Regions from separate parts of the Homo sapiens genome. Here region 2 is linked to region 1. A link is a loop called in an ENCODE intact Hi-C map of the cell type or tissue named here. Cell type or tissue: HepG2. All regions are shown on one strand. Links, peaks and the distances in the headings refer to the core of each region. The heading gives the core; the rest is flanking DNA. Region 1 overlaps LOC100506207 (a long non-coding RNA gene). Region 2 holds the start of HULC (hepatocellular carcinoma up-regulated long non-coding RNA).

The links. A loop is a pair of places that touch in the nucleus more often than their neighbours do. Peaks named below come from ENCODE experiments on the same cell type or tissue, not always from the same donor. Only the 100,000 strongest peaks of a DNase experiment are listed, where the experiment ranks them.
Region 2: a loop joins it to region 1, with 7 times the contacts of the local background. A loop is called at or near these places in 1 of 110 quality-filtered maps.

Annotation. Positions count from the first base shown.
Region 1 is chr6:8,554,776-8,559,180 of GRCh38, reverse strand. LOC100506207 (a long non-coding RNA gene) reads right to left here. Exons shown (of 5, transcript NR_038980.1): 3 at 538-596. Among named protein-coding and RNA genes, the nearest start is that of HULC, 95 kb to the left of the region's middle. RefSeq lists an enhancer at 3,097-3,266. In HepG2, for the core only: no CTCF peak of the experiment used is centred there; DNase peaks (open chromatin) are centred at 2,340 and 2,600.
Region 2 is chr6:8,649,651-8,654,055 of GRCh38, reverse strand. HULC (hepatocellular carcinoma up-regulated long non-coding RNA) reads right to left here and starts at 1,787. Exons shown (of 2, transcript NR_004855.3): 1 at 1,666-1,787; 2 at 200-511. The region is part of intron 3 of LOC100506207 (a long non-coding RNA gene); the gene reads right to left. In HepG2, for the core only: no CTCF peak of the experiment used is centred there; DNase peaks (open chromatin) are centred at 1,105 and 1,855; H3K4me3 peaks cover 1,243 bases.

The sequences.
Region 1 (4,405 bases), core at 87-4,086:
CAGCCTGTACTGCCTGGTTTACTCATTCCACCAATAAAACATGACATTGTTCACATAACGTTCTTCCTGAACGACTGTGGTTTCCTCTACATTCAACCTTGCCAAAATCAAGGAAGAGGCTGGAGATCTAAATTCCACTATCCTCTCAACAGTATTTATACAATAGAACTCTTTCCCCCAGACAATAATGCCGTTATGTCTGAGAAAGCAATGGCACTCCTAAATTACAATTTGTTGCTCCTCTGTCCAACCCCAGCCTATTTTAAAACTGCAGTACTGATTCTTTCGCATCTTAGGGAACTTTGAGAAAGCAAGGTCTTTGATATCATTCCTTCCTCCTCACATTAGCTCCAAGCATCTTCCCCCAGGTTGAGTTTATTTTTGTTTAGTGTGCCGAAAGAAAAGTCTTCAAAAAAATAATGTTCATAGAGAGTTGATTAGTGATTCCAGATACTGGATCTTGATAGGCCTGACATACCTTCAGTATCTTAATAAAGCAATTCATTTAGCTAGTTAAGAAATGGACAGATCACTTACCTACTTAGAACCCCAGAAAGACTTGTTTCATCTTGCACTTAAGAGTTCAATGACATCACCTTAAAAAAAATCATAAAAGGATCTCAAATACATACAATAAAATTTGAAAAAGAGAGAGAAACTAGTAAATTACAGATTATCATCTATGAAGTATGTTCAAAAGCACAGTTTAACAAGCCTATATTTAAAATTACTACAAATAAAAGTGATTTTGCCATTAGAGGTAATTTATGTTTTATGTACGTTTGACTTATCAAATTATCTCCTAGAAGTCCAATCCAAGTTTGTTGGAGACAGATAAACATTCTATCTCCCTAAAAATTACTGTTTTGTTTTCCTTTCCTGGATAGTGCTTCTTTATCCTTGATTTCTAACATTTGTGTAGCATTTCACAATTTCAAATCCTTTTCATATACGTTGGTAGTTCTTAGCCTTTTGCAATTTGTGGAGACTTTTAAGGATCTGATGACAATAATGAACATTCTCACCAGAATTTCATGCATGCAATGTTGGAGGGTTCATTGATGTCCTAAAATCCATCCAGGGTTACTAACTCCAGTAATCCATAGGTTAATCCTCACAACATCTCTATGAGGTAGGTATTGTTATCACTGTTTTTTAATTAAGAAAATTAATCTGCATGGGGTTCAATTACTTGTCCAAATCATGCAGGAGAATTTGGTGTTAAACTGAAGCCTTTTGACATGACAACCATGTTTTTCCTTGTGTCTCATGACAGCCTCCTACTTTTGTTGATGTGAATCGACACCTATATTACACTATTTTATTTAATGAAGGTACAGTCAAAATCTACTAGATAAGAGTCCCAAACATACAAAATTTTCTAAATAAATCAGGCTAAAAATCTCATCTGATCTCCAAATCATAGATCTATTTTGCTTTTAGATTCAGTTAAATCTCTAATCTATAGAAGTCATTCACTCAGAAGCATTTCAAGCTTATCCCATGGTGCTATGCAAAATTAAAAGCAAATATCTATTCCCAAAACATAGATGTGGTTCACATTTTAAACAGCTCTCACTTTCTCTGTTTTCCTGTCAGTATCCATGTACATCCAGCTTGGACTCTGGATCCATGGCCATAGTCCCTGCCTGTTTGGTCTTCCTTCATTTACTTCAACTAAATTCTCAGATTTTCTGACCAAGGATACCCAAAGCCTCTATTTTACTATTAGGTCGAGTCATATGAAACTGTAATCAGCTAGAAAGAGTAGAATATTGTCAGTTTAATAACATTCAGTTTTGTTTAGCTTTAGTGTCCTGACCTGTTGATGTTCAAGTCTTATGGGGAAAAGAAGAAGAACATGATTCCAAGAAGACCTGGTTCTAATGCACTGTGCCATTTAGCAATTGCTTCAAGAGAAACACTTAAATTCTCTGGGTAACAATTCCTTATCTGAAAATGAGGACAATATGATTCACAATTGTGTCACAAGATTGTGGGGAAATATTCCACATGATAATATCACCTGCGAAAGTGCTTCAAAAATTGTTAAAGCACTATACACATTTAGGTTGCTGTTATTATAGTCAGCAAAGATGCCTTCACCAGCAAAAGCAGCATTAATTTTTTTTTAAGAGCAGTAGAATCATATGTCCACTAAATTACTCACTGCAAATGTCCAGCCATCACTAGTACCCCTCACATGTTGGTGCTGGTTTATTTATATATATTTATTTACATCACATTGTGATGACTTGCTTGGTCAGCTTTACAGAAGAGCTGATGACCTGGTTCCTACATTGAACATAAGCCAGCAGATGAGTCACTTAAGAGACACAGAGAAATTGCATGATGTAATTGTCTGCCCACTGAAATCACATAATGAATTTACTATCTGGTATTAAATTACCACTTTGCCATAAACAACACCAACCTAATGGTCTTAAAAAATAACTGAAATAAAGAAGGGAAAGTTATTTGTAAATAGTGTATGTGAGATTTTTAAAGATATTGTGGTAAAATTGTGTTTTATCAGAATTTTAAAAATGCACTAGGGCTTATGTTTAACAACTTTCCTGCCTTCTAAAGGTTGAGTAAACAATATTGCAGTATGACTTTCAACATCAGGGCCAAGCCCTTCAGTAAATAAAGCCAAAATGAATTGTATCATTGACTACAAAATGTGCACGGCAAATATAAAACATGAGTAAAAATCAAGTGGAGGCATCAAAGACCTTTCAGCAACTGTTTTCTAGGCTTGTAAAATTCAGCTGGAGAAATTGGTACAGAATAAGTTTACAAAATAATGAATTTCCTACTATGTTATAGATCTTGAAGAAAAAATCAAAATAAAATGCAATTCCTCAAAAAGGCCAGTTTTTTATGATTTGACACCTAACTTATGACCCTAAAACCAACAATAACTGCTGTCACTTCAATAGCCTTTGTAAACATTTCATGGTCAGGTTCTCTTAGGATGCAAATCTGTAACAATTAAACAGTTTATGAATAAAACAACTCAGGACATAAATCTCAGGTTTCAAACGTGTGTACAAATAATTTTTACTTTATCTTTTTTTACAATTCATTTCTGTCTTGAGCCTCCATTCTATTCAGTAGTCAAATTTAGGGTTAATCAGTCAGTGCAGTATTTCCTCAGTCTGTGACTAGCTTGACGATATTCTCTACTCACTCATTATCCAAGGGCTGTCACCTTAGTTTCAAGGAGTCTATGTGGTGCCACTGAGGTGCCATCCTCAGTGAGAATGGGAGGATGTCATCTTCTCTCCCCATGATCAGATGATAAGGCATTCAAATTTTTCCTGTTTCTGGCCGTTGGTATCTAACCATATCGCCATGTGCCCACTCTCATTGGGTCTTAGATCATTGCTTCATGGAAGTCACTTTGCATCTTTTAAGACTCTGCTATGAGGACCCTTCATGTCCACTATCTCTGTCTCTCCTCTATTTATGTGCCTCTGTAAGGAGGAGGTGGAGGGGAAGAATAAAATATACAATGCAATATGTTGGTAGATAGAGTTTAGAAAGGACTTCTTCCCTATTTAGAGGATAAACCTAATGGTTCTCTCTGCTTTTCTCATACTGGTCATCCCAAGCTTTACCCACTTGAGTATAGGCTTTGGATTCAGAGAGTGCATTCAATCCCAAAGTCCACCACTTTGGAAAAGTTTCTACTTTTACCTTGGATACCTCATCTACAAAACAAGTATAATAGTATCTCCCTCATAGGGTTGTTGCAAAGATTAAAGGAGATAATAAATGTAAAAATAATTAGAGCATTGTATGATGTATAATAATCATTCAATAAATGATATCTATTGTCATCATTATCTCTCCTCTCTCCATGCGGTCCTCCAGCTTCTCCTACTCATAGCAATGCATCAATTTATATGACTCCAGTCAAAAGACAGCAGGGTCAACCCTGAGTTTATTAATAAAAGTGGAACACAATGTTGGTTAGGAGAAGACATTTTTACAAGATCCCAAGTGTTGGTCTCAACCCTTGCATACATGAGTGTGTGGCATTCCTTACCACTGTAGAAAATGTCCCCACATGCCTAAAATATATCATTCTAATGTAGGCATAGAGAGTTACTATTTGAATCCAGTCATTAATACCTATTTAATGTTATAATCACCAACCACAGTTGGATATTGTAAGTAAGGAAGGAGATCAGTATGAATTCTGTCAGCTTTCATCTGTTTCTTTTCCTGAAAGTATCCAATTTTAAATCCAAATAACCAGTTCTTCCAAAGTATTTACAGTGAAAAAGCACCAAAGATTAAATCAATCCAGAATCACCTCATGAGTAACTAGCCCAGTAAGTTAATTACAGGATTCTTTGTTGCTCTCTTTTATTGTGGGTAAGAGTTCTTGATGCAA
Region 2 (4,405 bases), core at 288-4,287, 95 kb before region 1:
TTGTCAACCCCTTTTGAATTTCATCTTTGACCCTGAAGTACAGATTTGATTCTTTCTTCAGAATGTTTACATTTATTTCACCTTCCAAATTACCTCCTTTTTCCTTGGTCTCTGAGTTTCAGAGGTACCTGATGCATAATTTATGCCCTAGAGACAAAAATATTGGCTGCCAAGATGCATAAAACTAGTGGCCCAGTTGTGAGGATGAATTAAGAATGGACATCATTTTATTTCATTTTAATTTAGTTTTGTTTAATTCTAGTTTCAGTTTTGATGATATTTTGCCATGCTTCCCAATTTTTTTCTTTGATAACAACATAATTCAGGGAGAAAGTACAAATTTGCCACAGGTTGAACACTTAATTTGTGTTCCTTAAAAAATAATGCTGTGCTTAGTTTATTGCCAGGAAACTTCTTGCTTGATGCTTTGGTCTGTTTTGTTTTTAATGTTTTAAACAAAGAATATTCCGGCCTTTACTTCAGAGTTTCTTCCAAAGATACATATGCATTTCTAGGAAGAGGAAAGAAAGAGTTGTAAGACATCTATCATCATAAAAAATTAATCACTTGACTCATCCCCTGTCCTGCTTGTTTCAGTTAGCATTTTCAGCTTCCCAAGACCATATTGTTCTACATCTGTATGTAAGAGCTCTGATGTATCTAGAATTTGTAAGCTGTCCAGCAAAAATGAAAAAGGGTCTCTCCATTCACTTTTCAATGATTAAAAAAAAGAGAGAAAAGCATCAATTTTATATAACTCTCTCTTTTACTCAAATCTTATTCTCTGCCTTGTGTTAAATTCCAGCAAGGCCCTAAACAATTGAAAAATGAACAAGTTGGTTGATCTTTAGCAAGTGAATACATTGTTCCCTAAATGGTTTCAATTACACAGGTTAGCTCTGTGGGAGGTTGCACTCACTGTGATGTTCTAAGGAGACTACATGGTTTCTGAGAAGATAAAATATTCTGTAGCACTGAAACAGGTCGAATATAATCCTAGGTAATATTCTGGTGCTGTGTTGTGGATTTGCAATAGGTCAATTCAGACAAACTGGAACTACATTTCCCAGAATTCCTTTATCCGCAGAGTTCTGGGTTGGGGGTGGAGCATAAGTGAATTTGCACAAGATTTGAAAGGTAAAAGTGAAGTAGCAGCCATACTCTTTGCATTCTATAAAGGTCCACAGGGGCGTCAGGCTGTGCTTCAGACAGCATACATGGTTGTCCCAGTGCCAGTTCAACTGGTTGGCTGGGGTAGCAGCCTAGTGCAGCTCCTCAGCTCCTTCCCACTCCCCTCCTTCAGCTTATCACACCCATGGCAGCAGCAGATTTAGCTCCATGAGGAAAAGCTCCAGCTTCTCCAGCAAATCGATTCCATAATCAAAGATGGAGGCTAACAGGTGGTAAGAGGGGCTAATGGGTCCCAGTTGGTCCTTGTGGGAACCAGCTCAGCCTCAAGAGTTCCAGATTGTTCGAACCCCTCTCTATTTCACGCCCTCTTTTCTCCCAACTTCCTGCCCCGTGGACTTAAAGCTTCAGCACCAGATAGTGAAGGAACAGCCCCACACTGACTGCTTCATGTGTCTCAGTCCACCTTCACGTGTCTCAGTCCGCTTAGGCTGCTATAAAAAATAACAAAGACTGGGTGGCTTAAACAACACTTACTGGATCACAGTTCTGGAGGTTGAAATGTCCACGATCAGAGTTCCTGCATGGTCTGGTTCTCGTGACGACTCTTCCTGGCTTGCAGATTGGGGCCTTGCTGTATCCTCACGTGGCATAAAGAGAGCTCTTGTCTCTTCATTCCCTTGTAAAGGCTCCAATTCCATCATGAGTTCCACCCCCATGACCTCATCCAAGCCCAGTTACCTCCCAAAGGCCCCACCTCCAAATACCATCACACTGGAGATTAGGGTTTCAACATATTGATTTTGTGGACTGCAAACATTCAGTGTATAGCAACCAGCTCCCACTTGTAGTGGACCTGCTTTTCTGACCCAAGCTCTAAATGCTGCACACTGAAATTGCCTTCTTCATGACTGTTCTTATGTGCTGTTTACTTCACTCTTTCCCATACCTCTATCTCTCAGAATCTGATCTAAACTTACATGAAAAACTCAAAGCCTATCTTTTGCATGAAGTCTTCCCTGATATTTATGGTAAAAATTAACCACTTTCTCCTGCATGTCCCTAAGCACTTTAGTTATATCTCTCTTTGTGCACTTAATGCATCCTGCCTTGTATGGCAGTTCTGTGTATCTCTCTCTCCCCTTGTAAATTTCTTGAGGGCAGAATGATGTCTCACTCATCTTTGTATCCCCAAAAGCAACTATCACAGTGCCCCATGCAGAACTGGAGTTCAATAAATGTCTGTTGACTTGAAGTCTGGTGCAGCTTGCTTTATCCTCTGGCACTGCTTGGGTTGTCACCATGACTGTATCTAAAGGACAACTTTACCCTTCTGGGCTCTCTGGTCTTGTTTTATCTATTTTTATGATGTGTTTATACATAGTCCCTGCTTTATGCCAGAAGCCAAGCACTTTGGTGATACATTTTCAGTCAGGTTAAATGTTTGGCATTTTTTTTCAAGTGGAAAGGCCCTCACCGGATGTATTAAGAGTTTTCTTTTGAAATCTTATCATGAAAATAAATGGGGCAAATAACTGCATACAATAAGGCACTGCATAGTTAATGTAGCAAAGTATCCTGCACACAGCAAGCTCATAGGAAACATAGGTTGAATGATGGAGGAAATAAATTGATGAATTTACTAATGAATGAAGAGCCTAACCAAGGGACAAAGCCATCAGGTATATGTATAGTACTGCCATTTTTAATGACATGATTTGAGACTCTTCCAAAGAAACATAGATAACTACCTACCTTGATGTAGTCCTACCAACAGGCAGAGGATTTCTCTCCTCCAAATTGCAGTAGTTCATCATTCTTGCTTAAAGTTTGCTATAAGCTATAGTTTATAATGAACTATAATTTATGGTGTATACAAGATAGGTCTTACCTACATTTCAAAAAATAGGGAACCACAGAACAATTCATGGAGCATAGTGTCGAAGGAAAGGAACTATTGTCAGAATACATCTAGATCTATTTTTTTTGTCTAACATCTATGAAAGAAAGGATGAATGGTAATGCATTAAATATTTTTCTAATATTGCTAAATGAGAATTTTATAAAATTCTTTCAACTCCCATCTTGTATATGAGATTCTAGAAGTTGCTATAAATTGTGCTAGAAAATGGGTACAGCTTTGTCTTGGAAGTTTTATGTTTCAAAACATTTTCCCCTCAAAGAAAGCTTTATTTCCAAGTCCTGAGGTGCCAGGTAAAAATCTATAAAGTAAAAGTAATTATCTAATATCTCACTTAGTAAATCATCAGGATAAAACTTCTTTAGGAAAAAGCTAGCTCCTTTTGTTTGTGAGGAAAAAAGAAATAAAAGAGACTCTGGGAAATTTTTCAAGTGATTTTAAAAAGCAAAACTTTTACTCTAATCATTTTCTTGTAAATAAATCTAAGAAAATAATAGTTTAGCTTAAAGTAAAAGTGTCCTGGTTCAATTTGTGTCCACTTCTATGCACAACCTATCATGTTACCTTTCACAGTGTCTTTGGTTGCACTTTACGTATCTTAAGCTTATCCTGCTCAGTATAGTTATCTTCACAAAATTGCTTTGGTAACTCAGGAACTGCAACATTTCTGTTGCCTCATTATCTAACAATGTATCCAACCAATCAAAACTCAAGAGGGTCAGAGAAGATCCTGCAAGTCATTCATCCAACAAATCTTCATTGAGCAGTAATGAAACATAGGCTCTGGTTTTCAATTTAGGACTGAGGACAGATGCACCCACATGAGTACAACACTTGTCACAGGTGCAACTATGGAACATCTCCACAGACACCAAGAGGTCAAGAAAGACAATACAGAAAGGGTGGCTTCTTTTTTTTTGAGACGGAGTCTCGCTCTGTCACCCTGGCTGGAGTGCAGTGGCATGATCTCGGCTCAGTGCAACCTTGGCCTCCCGGGTTCAAGCAATTCTTCTGCCTCAGCCTCCTGAGTAGCTGGGACTACAGACGTGCACCACCACACCCGGCTAATTTTTGTATTTTTAGTAGAGATGGGGTTTCTCTATATTGGCCAGGCTGGTCTTGAACTCCTGACCTCGTGATCAGCCCACCTCAGCCTCCCAAAGTGGTGGGATTACAGGCGTGAGCCACTGCACCAGGCCAAGGGTGATTTCTAAATTACATCTTGAAATATTATCAGTGTTCATCAGGCAGAAAAATGGTCTAGATAAGACAAAGGCATCTCATGCAAAGAAAGCAGAAGGAGCAAAGCATGAGATACGGAAGGCTTTGGTGCAATCAGAAAAACATCTGGTGTGG